2 separate regions of the Mus musculus genome follow, and region 2 is linked to region 1. A link is a loop called in an ENCODE intact Hi-C map of the cell type or tissue named here. Cell type or tissue: left cerebral cortex. All regions are shown on one strand. Each heading gives the region's core, and the rest is flanking DNA. Links, peaks and the distances in the headings are about the cores only.

The links. Hi-C counts contacts between places; a loop is a spot of excess contacts. Peaks named below come from ENCODE experiments on the same cell type or tissue, not always from the same donor. Only the 100,000 strongest peaks of a DNase experiment are listed, where the experiment ranks them.
Region 2: it touches region 1 in a loop (2.0-fold over the local background); 6 of 42 quality-filtered maps call a loop at or near these places.

What each region holds. Positions count from the first base shown.
Region 1 is chr6:116,020,395-116,031,248 of GRCm38, reverse strand. Tmcc1 (transmembrane and coiled coil domains 1) reads left to right here. Exons shown (of 6, transcript NM_177412.1): 5 at 6,312-6,447; 6 at 8,848-10,854. The coding sequence ends at 9,162. Among named protein-coding and RNA genes, the nearest start is that of Plxnd1, 31 kb to the right of the region's middle. In left cerebral cortex, for the core only: no CTCF peak of the experiment used is centred there; a DNase peak (open chromatin) is centred at 5,528.
Region 2 is chr6:116,103,429-116,114,282 of GRCm38, reverse strand. The region is part of intron 3 of Tmcc1 (transmembrane and coiled coil domains 1); the gene reads left to right. Among named protein-coding and RNA genes, the nearest start is that of Tmcc1, 85 kb to the left of the region's middle. In left cerebral cortex, for the core only: no CTCF peak of the experiment used is centred there; DNase peaks (open chromatin) are centred at 6,440 and 6,709; H3K4me3 peaks cover 1,828 bases; H3K27ac peaks cover 1,224 bases.

The DNA of each region.
Region 1 (10,854 bases), core at 1,280-9,279:
ATTTTAACTGTTTCTTCTGAGGAGAAGATAACGCCTCCCACCTTCCAGGAGCCCTGATGGGTTTGCAGAGTAGTGTCTGAGGCAGCTGTAGCTGTCTGCTGTTTCCAGTCTGCTCTTCAAGCACATGAACCACATTTAATTCACAATAAAATGTTCTAGCGATCTTTTTGAGGGGCTGGGGGAGGGGGACAGTTGTATGGTTTTTTTGTTTTGTTTTGTTTTGTTTTGTTGTTTTCCAAGGCAAGTCTCACTATGTAACTCTGGCTGTCCTGGAACCTACAATGTAGACCAGGCTGACCTTGATCTCACAGTGATCTACTACCTCTAACTCCCAAGTGCTGGGATTAAAGTCATGATTCACTACACCCAACACCCAGTAGTATATAAACACCAGAAAGTATGTGAAATGGGCTGTGATTCAAGAGACTGTGGTGCAGCCCTGTCACCATGCACCCTACTAGACGCCACCACCCTGTTCCCTTCCTAGCTCCAATTACTGACCATGCCCAAGAATTACTCTGGCTTTTGGTTTTGGGTTGGACCCAGAGCTCACTAAATATACATTACCACTGAGCTTTACCCCGGCAAGACCAGGAGTTAGTATCGTTTTAAGGGGCTGGAGAGATGGCTGATGGCTCAGCAGTTAAGAGCATTGACTGCTCTTCCAGAAATCCTGAGTTCAATTCCCAGCAACCACATAGTGGCTCACAGCCATCTGTAATAGGATCCAATGCCCTCTTCTGGTATGTCTGAAGACAGCTACAGTGTGCTTGTATAAATAAAATAAATAAATCTTTTTAAAAAAAGAATACTATTTTAAATTTCAATGCCCTTTTGGTAAACAAAGGCAATGAAGAAAGCTACACATTCAAAATAGTAGACTATTTAATAGAGTGTTCACCTAGTATGTATAAGGCTCTAAGTTCTAGCACACACATCGTACCAAAAATAAATAGTTTAAAAACATAGTATATTTGTAAAACCTTACAGTCTCTGATGAATTTAAGTTTTAGCAGATCACGTCCATAGCTGACACCTGTCCCAGAATCCCTGAGACGATGAGAAGAAAAGGCAGAGGTCCACAAGCATAGGGGGTGCTGTTCTATAACAGCAGGATGGAAAGAGCACAACAGACGTTCTGTCGAGGGTAAAGAAGGACTAAATAGGGTTTAATAACATGATAAAATGATCAGATTGATTATTTAAATTAAAGTTTATTTCTTTTTTTTAAAGTTTATTTATTTATTATATGTAAATACACTGTGGCTGTCTTCAGACACACCAGAAGAGGGCGTCAGATCTTGTTACGGGTGGTTGTGAGCCACCATATGGTTGCTGGGATTTGAACTCATGACCTTCAGAAGAGCAGTCGGTGCTTTTACCCGTTGAGCCATCTCACCAGCCCTAAAGTTTATTTCTTAAGGAGTAGAAGTAAATAGAATATAATTATTGTTTATTATATGATAATTAAAAAGGGATAAGAGAATAGAGTGGTGACTCTGGCTAAGAATATTCACTATGCAAGCTTAGGAGCTGAGTTTGGATCCTCAACACTCAAGTGAAAAAGACAGATATGAGGTCAGGTATGGAGACACATGCCTTTAATCCCAGCACTCGGGGACTCTATAAGGTCCAGACCAGACAGGACTATATAGTGAGACCTTGTCTCAAGAAAAAAATTAAAGAAATAAAAAATAAAAGGCATATTTGGCTGCATAGGTGCTGTCACCCAAGCTCTACTAGAACAGAGACAAAAGAATCCCAGAGGCTCATTGGTTAGCTGTCTAGCTGATTAATGAGCTGCTCCGAGTCCAGAGAAGAGCTGAATGTGACACCCAGTATCTTCCTCTGACCTTCACATATGTGTTCTCATGGACTGCTTGCTACAGACAGACAGACCCACATTCACATACACACATGCAAAGATGCAGAGACACAGAGAAACACAGATGCTGCAACATAAAATTATCTTAGAGAAATTTTTGTATTCCTTAAAAGTGGATAAACTCGCCAGGCAGTGGTCGCGCACACCTTTAATCCCAGCACTTGGGAGGCAGAGGCAGGCGGATTTCTGAGTTCGAGGCCAGACTGGTCTACAGAGTGAGTTCCAGGATAACCAGGGCTATACAGAGAAACCCTGTCTTGAAAATTAAAAAAAAAAAAAAAAAAAAGTGGATAAACTCAGCCACACATGGTGATAGATGCCACAAATCCTAGAATTCATAGATAGAGACAAGAGGATCACAAATTCAAGGCCATCCTGGGCTAAAAAGAAATACAAAACTTTGTATATCATAGGTGTGAGTAGTAATAAGAGTAAGGTTGTAGCTGTAGTCCAGTAATAGAGGCCTTGCCAGGCATGCATAGTGATAGCTTCCTTCCACTGTACGACCAAAAGAAGAAAGAAGAGAAGGTAGGAGACTGGAGAAAGGAAGAAAGGAAGGAAAGGAAAGAAAAGGCAAGCAGGCAGGCTTACATGTATGTGTATGCTTGTGTGCACTAGAGATAATAAGATGAATAAAACTAGCCTTCCTCCCAGGAACATTCTCTGTTTTCATTTTGTAGCTTCTCAGGCAGACGCCAGCCCTTACATATGCCAAATATGATAGTTTGAATAGGAATGCCCACAGTAGAAGTGTGTTTGAATACTTGAGTGGCAGGGAATGGCACTATTTAAAGGTGTGGCTTTGTTGGAATAGGTGTAGTCTTGTTGGAGGAAGAGTGTCACTGTGGGGTTGGACAATGAGACCCTCCTCCTAACGACGTGGAGCCAGTATTCTCCTGTCTGCCTTTAGATGAAGATGTAGAACTCTTAGCTCTTCATGCACCATGCCCTTGGATGCCTTGACGATAATGAACTGAACCTCTGAACCTGTAAGCCAGCCCCAATTAAATGTTTTCTTTATAAGGGCTGCCTTGATCATGATGTCTCTTCACAGCAGTGGAAACCCAGACTAAGATACTTAGGGTTTTATTGCTATGAAGAGGTACTATGACCAAGGCAACTCTTACAAAGGAAAACATTGAATTGGATCTGGCTTATAGGCTCACAGGTTAAGTTCATTATTGTCATGGTGGGAAGCATAGTGGCATGCAGGCAGACATGATACTAAAGGAGGAGCTGAGAGTTCTACATTCTGATCTGCAGACAAAAGAAGTGAGTGCCACAGCTCACCTAGCTTGAGCATGTATGAGATCGAAAGCCCACCCCCACAGTGACACACCTCCTTCAACAAAGCCACACCTACTTCAACAGGGCCGAGATTCCAAATAGTGCCACTACCTGGCCCAAGTATATACAAACCACCACATTCCATTCCCTGGCCCCCATAGGCTGGTTCAAACACATGAGTCTATGAAGGCCATACTTACCCATAGCATAATAAAAAATATGTTAGTCCAACTTCTAAAGTCTCCATAGTCTATAGCAGTCTCAACAGTGTTAAACGTCCAAAGTTCAAAGTCTCTTCTGAGATTCATGCAATCTCTTAACTGTAATCCCCAAAGTAAGACAGAAAACCAGCTGGTCAAACTCCAAACTCTGCATCTCCATGACTGATGTCAAAATGGTCTTCAAATCTCCAACTTCTTTTTCATCTTGTTGACTGCAACAAACTTCTCCTGAGCTGGTTCCACTCCCTGTTAGCAGCTTTCCTCAGCAGATATCCCATGATTCTAGCATCTTGAACATCTTGGGGTCTCCAAGGCAACTTCAGTGTTACAGCTTCTTGTTGCGATGTCTGGGATCTAGACATGATCTTCTGGGGTCCTCCAAAGGGATGGCATCACTTCTCCAGCTCTGCTGTCTGTAGCACTGTGGGCTCTGGTTGATTCCACCCCACTGCTGCTTCTGTTCTTGGTTATCATCCTATGGTACTGGCATCTCCAGTACACTGGGGTCTTCCACTGCAAATAGGTTTTACCAGTAGCCTCTCATAGGCTCTCTTCATGATGCCAAGCCAAACTTCTTTGCATGACCCCTTCAGTCCTGGGCTGTCAGCTGCAACTGAAGCTGCACCTTCACTAATGGCCTTCCTTAGCCTCTCACAGTGCCAAGCCTCAGCTGCTCCCCATGACCCCTTCATACCTTCAAAACCAGTACCACTAGAGTGACTCTTATACATTACTGAGTCCAGCTACAGCACAAAGTACAGCCTTGGCTATCTCTGGAACACAGCTTCTTTGTGCTCTCAGAAAATACTTCCCAGAAGATTTCACCTCAGTGATACTGGTCTCTTAATCACTGCTAATTTCTTAGCTCCAACTAACCTATATGAATTGTCCAAGTAATGCCTTTTATTTTTGACTCTAAAGCCAGAGCCGCATGGTTGAAGCCTCTGAGTTCTGCTCCTTGCTGGAGCTGGAGCATAGCCCCCTTGTTCTATTACATTATCACCAGTTTTCTGTTTTCCAACTCCTTCACTGCCTAAACTTGGCTGTCCTGGAACTTGCTCTGTAGAATGACCCTGAACTCAAAGATCTACATAGCTCTTGTCTCCTGAATTCTGGGATTAAAGGTGTATACCACCATGCCTGGGCCTAAACTTTTCATTATCACTGTTCTTCAAGATCTGGATCACAAGTGCACTACTCCATTTCTGGATTATAGTTAATTTCATATTAAAAGTCAAAACTATTCCTTGTTCAACTGCAAAACACAAATAAGCTTAACTGGGTAAGCACAGCTTCCTTATCCTCTTTATCTCCTTGAACACAGGATTCAGCTCCATTTTTCTTTCTGGTGCCCCTTTATTATTTCTTGAACCATACATTTTATATTTTTTTCTTTTTAAGCTTGCTATGCTTGATCAAAGTGTTCTTTAGTTAGTCATGAGACTAAACCAGAGAACAAAATCTCTGTTGGGCTTTTTTTTTTTTTTTTTTAGATTTCCTTTGCCAATGCAATTAATATAAATCTCTATACCTTAGCCTCAGGTAGATTCTTCAAATAAGAGCAAAAAGCAGTCACATTCTTCAAAATACCACAGAAATAGTCTGTAGGCCACATACTGAAATTCTTCTCCACTGAAATCTCTTGGGCCAGGTCTGGACAGTTCAAATCACTCTGAGCTACAAAGTCGTCCATATTCCTACTAGAATTTCTCATTAAGCCCCACTTAAAGCATTCCACTGCTTTCCAAATCTAGAGTCCCAAAATCTACATTCTTCCAAACAAAAGCTTGGTCAGGCTTATCACAGCAATACCCAAGTCCCTGGTACCAACTTCTGTCCTAGGGTTTCTGTTGCTGTGAACAGACACCATGACCAAGGCAGCCAATGATAAAGACAACATTTAATTGGGGTTGGCTTACAGGTTCAGAGGTTCAGTCCATTATCATCAGGGTGGGGGCATGGCAGCATCCAGGCAGGCATGGTGCAGGAGGAGCTGAGAGTTCTACATCTTCATCTGAAGGCTGCTAGCAGAATACTGACTTTTACGCAGCTAGAATGATAGTCTTATAACCCACACCCACAATGACACACCTACTCCAACAAGGCCATACCTTTAAATAGTCCCACTGGGCCAATTATATTCAAACCACCACACTAAGACACCAACCTCATTCCTGTTTTAACACCTCCCAAGCTTCTGTTTCTATCATTCAGGCTTTCTCTCTCATTCTTGAAGAGAGTTAAGAAGTCTTTCCTGACCCTCCACTAGGCATTACCATAGCTCCCTGCCAGTCTTGGCTACATGAAATCCTACTGATGTTTTTCTGTCTCCCCTTTCCCTGTAGAATGAACGACAGGCAGATGTTTTTTCTTGCTTACCACAGTGACCCAGTACTTTGAGTATGCCTAGCATGCAGCAGACTCTCAATAAGTGGATTGACAAATGTCCCAAGCACTCATTGCTTGGCCATGAGGATGATGGACCCCACTGGCTCTGGCTTTCTGGGGCTCCAAATCACAAACATCTGGGTGAGTAAGTTATCAAGTGTTGAAATAAGTTAGTGCTAATAGTGAGGAGGTCCATTTCCATTTGTTCACTGATTCTCTCCCAATGAGATTTCCTTAATGAGTTTCTGTTTCCTCCATACTCAGAGCAGACTAAGAACTACTTCAGCATCACAGGTGCACAGAGCTAACCAGGGCTGTGGAGAAAACTGGAAAGTCGTGATGCTGTAGGATGGCTCTGTGACAGCTGCCTTTCTGGAGACTGAAAGCTACAACTGCTGGCACACAGTAGTCTGGGCTTGCTCAAGCTCTGGGCTTCTGTTTTCTCTTATAGAAAGGATTTAGGAATCCATCTAAATTATATCAGGGAGGATGCAAAATGTTTAAAACTCCAACCTTCCTTCCTTTCTTAGATGTGAGCGACTGGAAGAGCAGCTGAATGACCTGACAGAGCTGCACCAGAATGAGATCCTGAACTTAAAGCAGGAGTTGGCCAGCATGGAAGAGAAAATCGCCTATCAGTCATATGAACGGGCCCGGGATATCCAGGTTAGTATGAACAATAAGTAAGAAACAAGAAAGGAAGAAAATGGGCAAAGACAGGAGTCTGGAGAGTCAAGAAAAGTTCCTATCAGTTGGAACACACCTGCCTTGACCCAGTAAAGTCCATGCCATTTGGGGAGGTATAGCTCTAGATACTGACAGATGTCTTAGAGACAGAGCAGTCCCTGAGAAAAATTAGAATATCTCATCATTGGTTGCTGCCCTGGAGCTCTTCAGACAGTGCTCCCGGCCATCTTGCCTATCTTTTGCTTCTATATAAAGGGCATTTGTCCCTAATCTCTAACAGGTGGCACATTACATGGCTTGTGAGAATCCTCCATTGTTTGTTTGTAGGTTTGTGAGAAATCCCAGCAGTGAAGTTGAAGGTAAACAGTTGATTTCACTTCTCTATGGGGAGAAGTGAAATATTGGGGTTTCTCTGGTTTCTATGGAGATTCTCTCAGAGGTCATGGTCGGTTTTATGAGGCACATTGAAAGAAGCTAGTATATAGAATAGGAACTTGTAGAACACCTACCCATAGGAATCAAGGTACTGTCCTGACTGTTTGCCCAGCTGACATCTTTTTTTATGTTCTTGAATCCTATTTACATTTTTTTTCATCCCAAGTTAGTTCTGGAGTGAGTAGCATCCATTATCCACTCTTGAGCTAGCTACAGCCTGATGCTATCTGGACCTTACCTTACATCCTAGGAAACCAAATTGAACTCAAGGCTGAAAAAAATCCCATGGTTGCAACCACTAGTTGTCTTGGGAGGATGTCTGTCATTACTAGGGGAGAAGGTTTGGTTTCCTGAGTGGTGGAATGCAGTTTACATAAGGCCTTAGGGAGAGCAGGTCACTTTAATGCCCTCAGTAGAGTGTGATCATAGTATCTATCCATCTCAGAGACTGACCTGAAAAGGAACTGTGCCCTCCTTACAGCAGGGTCACAATTCCCTTACTCCAATTATGGATCCTTTTTGACCTAAAAACATCAGGTAATGTGTGAGTGAAGCACACTACATCATTGTTAGAGTGGAAAAATATCAAAAAAAAAAAAAAAAAAAGTCCTATAGAGGGACTTAACTGCTGGTAAAGTGTGACATACCCATACTATGAAATGTTGCATAGTAAGTAGCTTAGAAAAAAAATAAGCTAGAGCTAGGGAGATGGCTCAGTTGGCAAAGTATTTGATTCATAAGTTCAGATTCCCAGAACCCTCATAAAAAGTCAGACGTGGGAGCCAGCTAGAAGTCACAACATAAAAAGGGTGCTTACTATGTAAGCTTGACAACTGAGTGGAAGGCGGGAACTAGTTCAGTCCTCAGATTTGTCCTTTAAACTCTATACTTAGCCATGGCACACCCACAAATATGCAAACACACACATACTATAACAACAACAGCAATAAATGTAAAACCAGGCACAGTGTCATGCACTTGTTATCCCAGCAATGGCAAGATGAGACAGGAAAAACCTTGGAGCTTACTGGTCAGCTACATGGCAAAGTTGCAACTAGTGAAAGGCCCTGTCAGAAACAAATAGTGAAAGGTACCAAAGGACCACAATTGTCTTCTGACCATCACATGAACATGCACCCGTGTCCATGTGCATGTCTATACACACAAGAATAAGGTGGATCCATGTATTTTGGACATGGTGTGATCAAGACCCTCTATTAAGCAGAAAGAGAGAGAGAGAGAGAGAGAGAGAGAGAGAGAGAGAGAGAGAGAGAAAATAAAAAGGAATAAGTTATGGATCCGTTCAAGTAGAATACTGTGCACGTTATGGTAGGAAACGCCTGTAATAACCCCGTGCTGGGCAAATCCACACGTACAGTTAAATACAGGTAAAGGGTAAGCGTCCCAGTCTGACGGCGCTGCCAGAGTAGCAGGGACTAGAACTGAGAACACTGAGAGGCTGTGTTTAGAGGCAAACACGTGGATATGTCTTGTGTACCTTAGACTTATAATTTCTAAAAGGATAAAATTCATATAATTGAGGTCTTCTCATTAAAATGTTCTAGGCCACTCAGGAATGATGGCACATGCCTATGATCTAAGCATTCAGGAGATGGAGGCAAAAGAATCAGAAGTTCAGGGTATCTCAGCTATGTAGCGAGCATATAAGAGACTCTTGTCTTAAATAAATAAATTAAGTAAATAAATTCTAGGCAAAATAAATCCTAGTATGTCCCCTGCTCCCCATAGTTGTTCTCCTAGGAGTGCAGTAGACGGGATGGGAATAATGTCACCTGCGAGTGCTGTGCATCTGGCTTTTCATATCCAGGGCTTATATATAGCTGTTTGAAATCGTTGTCGTGGCTCAGGATGCACCTGGCTCCAGGGCATATCCAGCTGTACTTCTGAGAGTAGAAGCCTAATCATCCCCTGTTTGGCCCACAGGAGGCTCTGGAGGCCTGTCAAACCCGCATTTCCAAGATGGAGCTGCAGCAGCAACAGCAGCAGGTGGTGCAACTGGAAGGGCTGGAGAATGCCACTGCCCGAAACCTTCTGGGCAAACTCATCAATATCCTCCTTGCTGTCATGGCAGTTCTCTTGGTCTTTGTGTCAACAGTAGCCAACTGTGTGGTCCCCCTCATGAAGACACGCAACAGGACGTTCAGCACTTTATTCCTAGTGGCTTTCATTGCCTTTCTTTGGAAGCACTGGGATGCCCTCTTTAGCTACGTGGACCGGCTCTTCTCACCCCCCAGATGATGCTGGCATGGAACGCAGTGCTCTTCACCGTCTGGCGAGTGCATGCCAAGAGAGCTAGACAGCAGCATTACCCACTCTGAAGTTTTCTACAAGAGAGTTGAGTGAATCTGTTTACATTTAGGATAATGTTTTTTTCTTCAAAAGACGCAATTGCAATAGTATTTTTTAGATTTTATCCAAGAAGTTTTTTGGGCAAAAATCTTGGATCATTTTTATGTAGCATGATTTTCCTTGGGATGCAAATCTGAAACAGTCCTTTAACATGAACAATCTGCAGCACACTGAAGGGCATTCTGAATTGAAGCTTGGAGAACTGCACTAAACCCACTAAACAGATGCAAAAACCTGACCAGGCCCAACACCCACCCTGCCTGGCTCCTCTCCTCATCCAGACTAACTCTACTGTGAAGTCCCACCACATTCCAGGTTGGAATTTTAGATTCAGGGTGGATTTTCCCTGCCGTGGAAGAACACAGGCATCTCCCTAGCTTTCTCACGCTAACCCTGAAGTATGATCACTTCTGAACCTGCTCCTTTCTTAACTGCCAGGATTGGAAGCAAGAGCATCAAGCCCATAGGATGACTGCGCAATCCTGTTCAGTATTGTGAAGTAGCCCTTAATCCTAACTTTTAAGCAAAATCCCTTGGCCGCACTTTTAAGGTTTGGTTGTTTTTTATATATATATGTGTATAGTTACCAACTTAAAAATAAAAAATCCGAACAACATACTTGAAGAATGTAATACTCAAACTCTCAGTGCTTCCTTATAATTTCTAATAGAATTTTTTATTATTGTTATTATTATTGGGGTTTTTTTGGTTGGTTGGTTGGTTGGTCGGGTTTTTTGGGGGGTGAAGGGGACTGGGTTGGGAGGGTCTTTTATTTTTTTCCTCTGAAATAAAGCAGTGCTGTTTTCAAATGAAGCCGTGTGGATATTTCAGCGTGCTGCTCCCTGTTGTCTGGAAACAGTTGAGTTGGAGCCTGTTGCCAATGCTGCCCTCTGCCACCCTGTGGCTGCCCTGGCTCTCTGGTCTCTATCACCCACACAGCACCATCTCCCCGGCTTGGCTTGGTTAGAATGGTGAGGGGTTTACAGGGTAAGGGGACAAGACTACACACACTAGCGTGGTAGGACTAGATTTTTGTTTTCCCCACCAAGTAAATGTTCACCTGTGACCTTGGGCTGGGATTCTCTTTAGGAAAAAAGGCTACTACTATGTTATGAGAGTCAAAAATAACTCCTTGTGTTTGCTTAATTTATTGTTTAACACCCCCTAACTGCCGAAACCAAAGTGATACGGAGTCGTCTTGTCTGCATTTTGGCCTCAGCATCATTAACTTCAAAGCTTTATTCTGTCTGCCTGAGAGGATCCATGGAAGATGATTCTCCCAAAAAGCAGAAAAAGAAATGTCAGGTTAGAAGGACCCAAGTTCTAGGTGCACACTTTTGCAAGCTTCCTACAAGCCCAGACTGACTTACACTAACCTAACTGCTCAGTGGCTGTCTAGAGACACTTTAGGAAGATAAACTGAGCTTGATCCTCATCATATAGCCAGTTCCATCACTCAGGTAGTGCCTGAATCAACCTTCAGAGCCTGATTAGTCACATATCATTGGAGGTCAAACGCCATTTCCAGTGGCCTCTCTGTGTGCCCACATGATGCAAAGGGGTCATGTACTATGCCCTGGA
Region 2 (10,854 bases), core at 1,737-9,736, 83 kb before region 1:
AGCTGATTATTGTTTATTTTTTGACACAAGATCTCACTCTGTAGCCCAGAGTGCCTTTGAATCCACTGTGTAGTCCAGGCTAACCTCACATTTGCTGCAATCCTCCTGCCTTAGCCTCCCAAGTGCTGAGAAATGTATTATGACTGTATATGTGTATACGTGTGTGAGTGCTGTCGTTTATACTCGTACATGTGGAAGCCGAAGGTTGACAGCAGCTGTCACATTTAATTTGCTGTCTACCTTGTTATTTTGCATTATTTAGTGTGTGTGTGTGTGTGTGTGTGTGTGTGTGTGTGTGTTTGTATGCATGTGTGTGCCTATGCATACATGCTTAAATAACCATGGCACATGTATTTCACAGTGCACATGTAGAAGTTAGAGGACAACTTATGGCGGTTGGTTCTCTTTTTACTATATGGATTTTGGAGATAGAAGTTAGGTCTTTGAGTTTGGTGGTAAGCACCTTTACTGACTGAGCTATCTCCAAAGTCCTTTTTGGTTTTTGACAGTTATACTTATTTTTCATATCAGATAGCTCATAGGTCATTTCTTTGCGGATTTTGTTTTGTTCCTATAGTTGAGTAATGTTTCCCCCTTCTCTTCTAGGGATTTTGCTATATTGTGCAAATTTGCCTCAAATTTCTGGGCTCACCTTCATATACCTTATAATTCCTTTGCTGGGATTTGAGAATTTGTAGAGATAGACAACTTTCCCAATCTTTGTGTTCTGACTTTTTGCATAGAAGTGTTTTTTCCAAATGGTTATGAGCCACTGTTTAGGTGCTGGGGACTGAACTCAGGTCTTCTACAAGAGCAGCCAATGCTTTTAACCACATCACTCCAACCCACAAACTGCTCATTTTTAATTTGTACGGGAGGCATCCTTAATGCATGAGAAACCAAGTGAAAGTAGAAAGTCAAGTAGCTCATATATAGTGTGAGAACTATATGCACTTGTATCAGTTTTCCAGACATCTCTGTGAGTTAAGAAGCAGCAGAAATAATGAGAAGCTGAAATGGATGAGGTTTCAGGAAAAACTAAGTTGTAGTTTTGGTCCTATCTTAGTATCAGCCATGAAGAAAAGCTGGCTCATGCAGGCTTGTATAGGAAGTGTTGTCTGTAGGAGCAGAAATGTGGGAAAACTCTAAAGGTCATTCAGAGTGGCTAGGTAGACTGCTCTTTGCCCATGCTGTGAGATATTTGACAGCAACAGAAAATGGTATATGGAAAATATGTAGGCCATATGTACTGAGAATAGCTTAGGAGTAAATTATTGGATTTTTAATTTTCAACATTTTATTTTGTATTTTAATTGACAAAATTAAACATTTTATCATATGCAGTGGTATTTTGATATATGTATATATGCACATATTGTGGAATAGATGAAGTAAGCTTATTATCATGGATATTACCACAGCTATATTTTTTATAGAAAGAACACTTAAAATTTGTTTTACAGAAAAATAATTATTGTTACTAATTTTAGGCACCATATTTTATTATATAACAGATTTCTTATCTAACTAAATTTTTTTATTTTGTGGCCAACATCTCCCCAGTTAATTCAGCATATTGAATTTTTTTAGAAAGGAGTTTGAAACCAGTTAGGAGGCTGAGGCAAGAAGGTAAAGAGGTCTAGGACAGCCTGATCTACGTGAGAAGAACCAGGGGATGGGAGGGTTGGAGAAGATACAGTATAAGCTGGATTAGAAAGCCAAACCAACAAATTTGTGACTACAGTAAAATTATGTTTTTGTAAGTACATATGTACACAAATTCATAATAAAGGATGTGGATTACAATGATTATAACAGCTAAGTACTCAAAAATTAATTGCAGATTTAAAAAAAATAAAAGCTCCCAATGGAAATTTATCAACTTACTACAATATTCTAATTGGTTTATGAATGAGTTTATCTTGATTAAAGGCATGTGCAACCATGCCCAGCATCAAACATTGCTTTTATTTAAAATAAATAAATAATAACCCTCAAGAGACTGGAGGCCCCAGGGAGTTTAGAGGTCAGGTGGGGTGGGGGATGGAAGCATCCACGTGGAGTTGGGGTGGAATGGGGAGGAGGTGTGGGATGGGAAGGGATGGGGAATGAAATATGGAAAGTAAAAAATGAATTACAAATAAAATTAAATTTAAAAAAAGCCAAATGTTTCAATGTATCTTAAATAACATGTAGAGATCAACATAAAAACTTGACCTGGTGGTGGCACACGCCTTTAATCCCAGCACTTGGGAGGCAGAGGCAGGCGGATTTCTGAATTCCAGGCCAGCCTGGTCTACAAAGTGAGTTCCAGGACAGCCAGGACAGCCAGAAACCCTGTCTCGAAGAACAAAAAACAAAAAACAAAAAAACAAAAAAAGAACTAACTTAACCTAGTAAGTGTGGCTGCTCCTTAACTTAGCTGCTATTAGGTTCTCAGGGTGTTTTTGGTTGGTTGGTTGGTTTTTGGTTTTTGTTTGGTTTGGTTTGGTTTGGTTTTTTGGGAGTTTTTTGGCTATGAACATAATTTAACTTCTTACAGCTTAATGAATTGTGCTTCTTCCAGGGCTGTTTAAAACTGACAGTTTCTTGGCCTTTTACAAATTACAGAAGTTAATTTGCTTCAGGTATCTGTTACCTATTAGGAGATTATCACAGCAAATTTGTTTTTACATAACAAAAATCAGTATCACCTCAGAGCTTGGATTGCATAAGAAACCCTACAACTGGTAGCATTATTGATGAAGATTTCTAAATATCGATTTCATCCTTTGCTTGAAAACCAGATAATGAAGAATCATATTTCTTTTGGAATAGTTTTTAGAAATTAGTTTACATATGTGTACAAATTTAAAATTAGTAAATTTTATTAGCATTTACATTCCTATTCTACAGATATTTAACAACCATTTCATACCTCTGTCTTTTCTTGTGCCCCCCGCCCCCACCCCCTGCCTTTCTCCTTTTGAGTAGGGTCTCACATAGCTCAGGCTGGTCTTGAACTTGAACTTTTGACCCTCCTAGATTCAGTCCCCCTAGTGCTGGGATCACAGACCTATGCCAGAATAAACTGTCTGTCTCATGAACTACTTTTGCTCTCATTCATTTACAAAATTCTTAGAGAAACTTGAATATTCAAACTTCCAGACTTTTTATATACCAAAGTTCATCACTGTTTATACCTCCTATCCCTGGTAGCACCATTGTCCCAGATTGAACGCTCCTAAGAGTGTTTCATCCCATTCCTAAATGTATGGCATCCAGAAGTCCTTGCTCTGAAATGATGTGTATTGCATAATAAAGTCTTACATTGAATAATTATGCTCTTACAATTTGATTGATTGATTGATAATTGGCTCTGCAGTTAGTTCTACTAGATTTTCACAAAAGGCTGGTTAAAATCTGCAGTGGAGTTGGAAGAATACAATTTGTTTCACAGAACTCTAAGACAGGACACCAAAGTGGTAAAGTACATAGCTAAAGTACGTTAGGTGTGTCCGGCTTAGATAACTCCCCTGTAACGTAGAATGTGGAAGTTCAAGTTCTCAAACTGTTCCTGAGCTTACTGGGGAGAGCAGAGTGGCCTTAAACTCACTAGGATCTATGTGCCCTGCCTCTCCAAGTTCTGGGATTAAAGCATATGCTATGCCCATCTACTTTCTTTGTTTCTTGATATATATTTACACGTGAATAGAAAAACAACTAAAGCTACATGTTGCCTTTATAAGGGTGGTGTTTAAGTGTGATTCAAAAGGAATCCGTTTTTTTTCTACAAAGTAATAAAAATCTACAAGTTTTTTTTAGCCAAACTGAGGATATACACAAAGACTATTGCCAGCTTTAGAAGTAGATTATTTGACAAGTAAGAGAAAAATATTGAGAGTTGGGGCAGAAATTTCAAAGACAAGCAGAAAACAAAATTGCTAAATGACTGATACTCATCTTCTTTACTCCTGATGGGCTATAATCTAGTTATGGAGTCTGTGTTTTTCCAGATATCTGAACCATTTGGAATGTATTTACATACTGTGATGGTCATTAACATAGTCATCACCTTTTGCTCCAGGAACTGAGTTCATCCCTTTAACTAGTTCACAAAGGGTGTGGGGCTCTAGTGATCCTATGGAGGACTCTTCTCTTTTTCCACAGAAATAGTTAAGTGTTGCCGATTTTTTTTCACAATCTACAAAAAGAAGGGCATTGTTAATTGAGTACTAGAATATGAGAGAGAGAGAGAGAGAGAGAGAGAGAGAGAGATTGAGATTGACTATAAAGCTGTGGTCTTTTGTGTCTCTCTTGATGTTATTTTGTTACCTTTGTTATAGTCTATTCATCCAAAAACAAAAACAAAAAAACAAAAAAAACAAGAACAAAACCAAAACAAACCAGAACAAAATAAGCCAGATTTGGAGATTTTTTTTTTTTCCCTAGTGGCTCAGGTAGTTAAGATTTTACTTTTTAAACTAAGGACTAGGTTTCACATTCATTCATAATGATATTTTAACATAATTAGTTGCATCAAAGCAATTAGGCTTTATTTTACTAGGCAAACAAATGAGTTTCCACAAGAAAGGCAATCAAGTTTGATCTTTTTAACCCTAAGTCTTATATTTTGGAACATTAAGCATTTACATTCCTTTCAGTTCAATTAAGATTCTTATTCTCTCCCTTTTTATTTACCCAGTGCTACCCAGTGCTGGATGCTTTAACAGTGAACTTAATCTCTAGTCTCCTCCCCTCCTCTGTTCATGATTGATACCTAATGTGTACTGTCTGTTGTCTTTTGACATTTTTTTTTTACCTGGTTCCATTTCTATTTTTGAATAGAAAGAATCTTAAAACTGTAATATGGGCTTGGTTTTAGATCACCATGTTTCCTGACACACATGTTCGTTCTCTCTCTCTCTCTCTCTCTCTCTTTCTCTCTCTCTCTCTCTCTCTCACACACACACACACACACACACACACACACACCTCTTTCCAAGCAGACTATTTTTTCCTTTTCCTTGGTGACAGGATCTCACTGTACAGTCCAAATTGACTTTAGCTCATGATCCTCTCTGTTCCATCTCCTGAGTGTGCTGGGATTAGAGGTGATGGGTCACCAAGTTCAGCTCCAGAGACTATTTCATTTTCTGTGAGAAGAAAAAGCAATTTCTGCAGAAGTTCACTCTAAGCCAACTAACTTTGCACTTTGAAATTATTTTAATCCAGTATGCCTCAACCTTGCTAATGCTGCTCTACCCCTTTAATACAATTTCTCATATTATGGTGACCCCCCAAGCATAATTTTCATTGCTACTTAATAACTGTAATTTCACTATTGTTATAAATCATGATGTAATAAATATCTGATATTCAGGATATTTGATATGTGACCCCGTGAAAGGGTCTCACAATCCCCAAAGGGGTCATGACCCACAGGTTGAGAACCACTGTTTTAATCTGTTTGTTTCAGATTCAGGTTATTTTGCATACTCTACATCATAAATATGGGCCATTTTCCACTATTAGTCATAGTTGCTCTAAGTTGTTACTTTTAAGCTTTGAAACTTATATTATTTTTTTAAGCAGGAAAACCCTTTTGTATTTATGACTTTTAAGAGGCAAGATTTATGTTTTTGGAGCCTGCCTTGGTTTAAATTTGGTGTAACTTGTCAGTGATGTCAAAGATACTATGTCTCTGTAGAATGAGATGAGAGCATCTTGCATTCTATTTGTAAGTAATTGGAAGCCAGTGCAGGGAACTGGAGTAATTAAGAATAGCCTTGCAAGAAACTTGATTTTGTTTTCAAATTAATTTTTCCACTTTTCTTGACTGAAGAATATAATAACATATAATAATTATATTGAGGTTTTAGAGAAGGTTCCTAATTTGTCTGAAAAGTCCTCTAGCACAAACTTGAAAGGGATGTTTTGAGAAGTCAGTGGGACAGTAGATGTGACTTCTGATTGTACATCTGGAGTTTACACCTACCAAAGCCACAAACCTAGTACAGGTCCTAGTCCTGCACACAGAAATAGAGAGCACTGTAGGCACTAAACCCGTGGATACCAAGTTCTGTCCTCATTTGGAAGAAGAGGCTGGCTCATTTAGAGGAAGAAGAGTGGCCAGCGATCTTTGGATCTCCCCTGAGGTTGTCACTTTCCGTTTCCCTTTATTTGAATAGATGCACTCTAAGCTGGTCTATTTGATTTGTGCGCCAGTTTTTTAAAATACTTTGTTCCAACAAGAGAGGCATTCACCTCTGGAGGCCGCCTTACCCTTTAACTTGAGCCCGGAGTTGTAGTCACCGTCCAAGTATGCTCCCTGCACCTGACATTCCTTCCCACTGGAGCCTTTCGGTGAATAAGAGGAAAGGCTCGGCCAATTATACTAGACAAAGCCGCACAGCTGCGAGTCAGCTGGGAGGAGTTTCCGTTTGGAGCTGGAGCTGGTGGCGGCTGGCGCTCCCACCTCCTTTTTCCCCCTCGCCACCATCCCCTTCTATTCTCAGGGATTACCTGGGTGGAGGCCGGGCTCTGACTCTCGAACCGGGCAGCAGATGCTGCCATACCGGCAGGTGCCACCCACCTCTAGCCTCCGCCTCAAGAGCAAAGACCGGAGGCTCAGGTGGTACCCGGCACCCTGCCTGAAGGTTGGCGGGAGGGGAAGGGGTGGTCCTTACGGCTGGACCCTCCAGCTGACACAGGAAGTGCGGGGAGAGCCTGGCACTGGGCTGGGATCCGCCCCGCCTGCCGCTCCTAGGCTGTGCTGTCTCCGCAGAACAATGAAGTGCTTCCAAGTTTGCTGAGACTCCTGGGGAATGCATCGAACTCTGTCAGCCTTCAAATGTGCCGCCAGTGACTTCCCCCAAGAAGCTGTGTTTTAATAAAAGAAGAAAAAGACACCCTTTCTGGGTAGATCGCTTTGTTAGGAGATCCTCACGACCATGGTCCAGCGCTTTAGCCTCAGGCGGCAGCTCTCCAAGGTGGGTCAGTTTTCTGGTGTGTCTTACTGGGAACTCTGGCTTCTGCAGGGTTTCCTTTTTTGATGGGACTTTTATGTCAAGCCTGCCTTTCTCTGGTGCTAAGGAAGGTCTGGGGAGGAAGCTCTGCCTTTTGTTCTTTGATCTGATGGACACAAAGCTGAAGGTTGCCTGCACTGCCAGCCCCAGGCTGTATGCCCCTAAAACTGTAGCTGTCATCTTCAAATCTGGACCAACTTGTCATATTTACCCCTGACAGTTTCAGAAGAATGTGGGTAGGTAGTAATTGTAGGTCAGATGTATATATTTAATTAGCAAAATAATAGCTTGTAAATCAACAGAAGAAAGCCTGCCTGCTCTGTGGAATCAGGACTTTCATACAAATTTCACTAAACTCAAAAAAAAAAAAAAAAAAAAAAAAAAGCACAAAACAGTTGAAGAAGCCAAAAGCCACAGGAAAATCTTAAAGGTGAGGGGTTGTGTAGAGACTTAGATACCTAGTAGAGTGTGTAGGAAGCCTTCCAGGGAAGCTGGTGGAGCAGCTCTTTAGAGAGTTCTAAAAAGTCAGTTTCACGGAACACTTTCAAATATAAAATAAAAAAGTGTAGTGCCCTTTAAGAAAAGGTAGTTTTTATCGGTGGGCTCTCGTGGGTGCGGGCCCGTATGTAGTTTTAGCTCTATCCTTAGTTAATGCAGAGGCTGTGTGGAAAGAGAAGGTAAGAGGTGAACTTTATTTCAGAAACCATTGTGTTCTTCATAGGCTTTATTTTAAAGACATGGCAGTTGGTGGCTAAATTGTGCCACAGTTCATTCCCTGTAGACAGAAGTATAAACAAACAGTCCATCTGTAGACATTCTTAACTTTTTTTGACTGATAATCAGAATTATCAACCTTGCAATGTGTTAGGATCCTGAGAGGAAATGTTAGCTGCCCACAGGTGACAGCAGTGTGACTGAAGCAGAAGGAGCTCCACACTTGCCCAGCCTCAGCTGTGTGAGCCTCATGTGTCAACCTGGCGGGGACTTTAGGAATATTGAAATGTGTCTTCCATCCTGTGTGCCTGCATGTGGAGGCACAGAAGGCCGCCATTTCTCCTAAACAATATGAAGAAGAATCCTGTGTTATTCCTTCAGTATTCTTTAGTGGTGTATTTTCAAAGATTTGGTACATGTAATAAGTAGATGCTATAGGGATTTTTGTGACACTGCTGCATAGGAAAGTCTTAACAGCTAAGGCCAAACAATAATCACTTAACTAGAATATAACTCTATTCTGGATATTTTGCTGCTGATGCTTCTCTCCAGGTTATTATTTTTAGCTTTAACTACTCCTCAGTGATTATTGTGTGTTACTGTGACGTACTTACACAGGGGCACTTAGGGGTAGGAGCACGGTCTACGTAGAATCAGGGACGGGAAGAAAGCACAGTCTACATATAATTGGTGAAGGATGGGTGCACAGTCTACTATAGAGAATCAGGGAAGGGATGGGAGTACAGTCTACATAGAATCAGGGTGAGCAGAGCAGTTCTTCCACTCACCTTAACGGTGTTTTCAGTTCTTGTTATAAATGGTTGTGAAAAAGCCTTAGGGAATGTGTGCCCTTGATTCAGTGGTATTCAGTGGTGAGCACCATTTGTAAGGCACTTTGAGCATGAGGAAGAACCTGAATAGAATGTCACTGAATTTTTCCCATGCTCACTGAGATTTAAAGACCTCACTACCTCTGCTCTACCATACAAGTAGTTTTGCTAATCAAAAAGAATCGTGTACAAGAATATAATTTTCTTAATATCTCAGTGTTTTAATAGGAATTTGTGTCAGAAAATTTGTGGAAGGAAATATTTGTAAAGGTTTGTGGTGGATTTAACCTCCATGTCTATTGATCCTGAATTCACTTGCCATGTGATTCCTGTAGACTATTCATTGTTCACCGATGGGCTAAGAAAAAAAGAAGGGAAACATAAAGGTACAGGAGGAGTAAAGCTCATCTCTCTTAGTACCTTTCATTTCTAGCATTTGGAAGGCAGACACAGGCAGATCTCTGTGAATTCAAGGGCTTCCTATTCTAGGTAGCTAGTTCTAGACCAAACAGGACTACATGATGTCAGAACAAACAAGAACTCTTTATCCCGAGAAAGTGTGTTTGCTGAGCTCCTTGAGCAGATCCCAGCTTCTTTGCTATTTCAGATCATTTTCCTCCTTGCTAGTTTCCCCCCCTGTACGTTACTAAAGAGAAATTCACTAAGGAAACTGTTCAACATCTCCTAGATGAGCCAAAATGATCTAGCACCTTCCAGTGTGGGAATTTCACTTAGTTCTCCTATTGATTCATAAGTTGATTGATGTTTCAGTGCCTTTTGATTTTACTTTTGAGTGATAACTATTTCTCAGCATTGAAAAAGTAAAAAAAAAATATAAATGAGATTTTGCTTCCAACCATATCTTTTTATGGCAATCACAGCCCTACATCCAAAGGTAGCATGTTTTTGTTTTTTAATTCTTTGTTTATGTAAACATATATAATTTTTTTAGCTTTATTACATGAAAGAAAAACAAATAAGGCAATGCTTGTTGTCAGCTTTACCTTTTAGACACACTCTGAATAGATTCCACTTAGTTCAGGTTTCATATTTTCATTCAAAGTGGTTAACCTCAGAGATGCCCTCCTTCCCTTTCTCCATTCCTGTCTACCTGGTAGTTCCTTCTGGAATTGAGATTATAGGTGTGCAACACCATGCTAAGCACTCAGAGTACTTTATGTACCTTCAATCTTGATGATTTCTCTTGCCGCCATACCAGATTTTCTTCCCATTCCATCTGAGAACTTTGTTATATGTAAGTCTTTCATATGGTGGAAACCCAGAAAATATGTGCAGTTATGCCTTGAGTTTGCCCTTAAAGGGAATACTAAGGTTTGGTGCCAAGGTCCTTCCCAGTTTTGTTGTTGATTTGCTGAGAACAATCTAGGTGTATAAAGCAACTAATGATATTTTAGTCCACAAATACCCTTTCCACATTTCATAGTGTCCTGTTTTGCTACCAGTTTGTTGTCAGCAAAAGAAACTTTGGAGTTATAGCTATTCTCTAAAAATATGGATTATTCATAATAACTTGAATTTTCAGTAAAAACTATTTTTTCTTCAGAAGTCATTTATTGAATTTTTTTTGGCTGTATGTATATAGTGGCATACATGACTTTCTTAATCTTACTGTAAATGTATTCTTATCAATAAAAATAAAATGGATCTTTTATTACTATACTGAATAGATTAATTAACATCATTTATGAGTATTCTTTATAAAGGGCTGGGGAAGTAGCTCAGTGACTAAGAGCATTTGCTCTACAAGCATAAAGACCTGAGCTAGAACTCCCAGCTCGTGCATTAAAACCCAGGAATGACTAGGTGCTTCTGAAATCCCAGCACTGAAGCAGAGAGAGACAGGTCATGAAAGTTCACTTATCTTTCATTATAACCAGAACTGTGAGCCTGTCTGAAAGGACATAAAACAGAGAGTGATAGAAGATAATCTGGCATTCTCTCTTATTACCTCTCGATAGACATATGTACTCGCACACTCATGTGCATGTAGTACACACACACACACGGAGTGGGGCTAAATCATGTTATGTTTATTTTACTACAATTAAAAATTTGTGTGTGGCTGAGCAGTAGTGGCACATGCCTTTAATCCCAGTGCTCAGGAGGCAGAAGCAGACAGGTTTCTATGAGTTGTAGGACAACCTGCTCTAAATAGTTCTAGGACAGCCAAGACTACATGGAGAAACTATGTCTCAAAAGAAAAAGAAAAAAAAATTGTGTGTTATAGGGGCAAGGTATAGATGTGAAGGTCATAGGACAAACCATGGAAGTCAGTTCTCTCC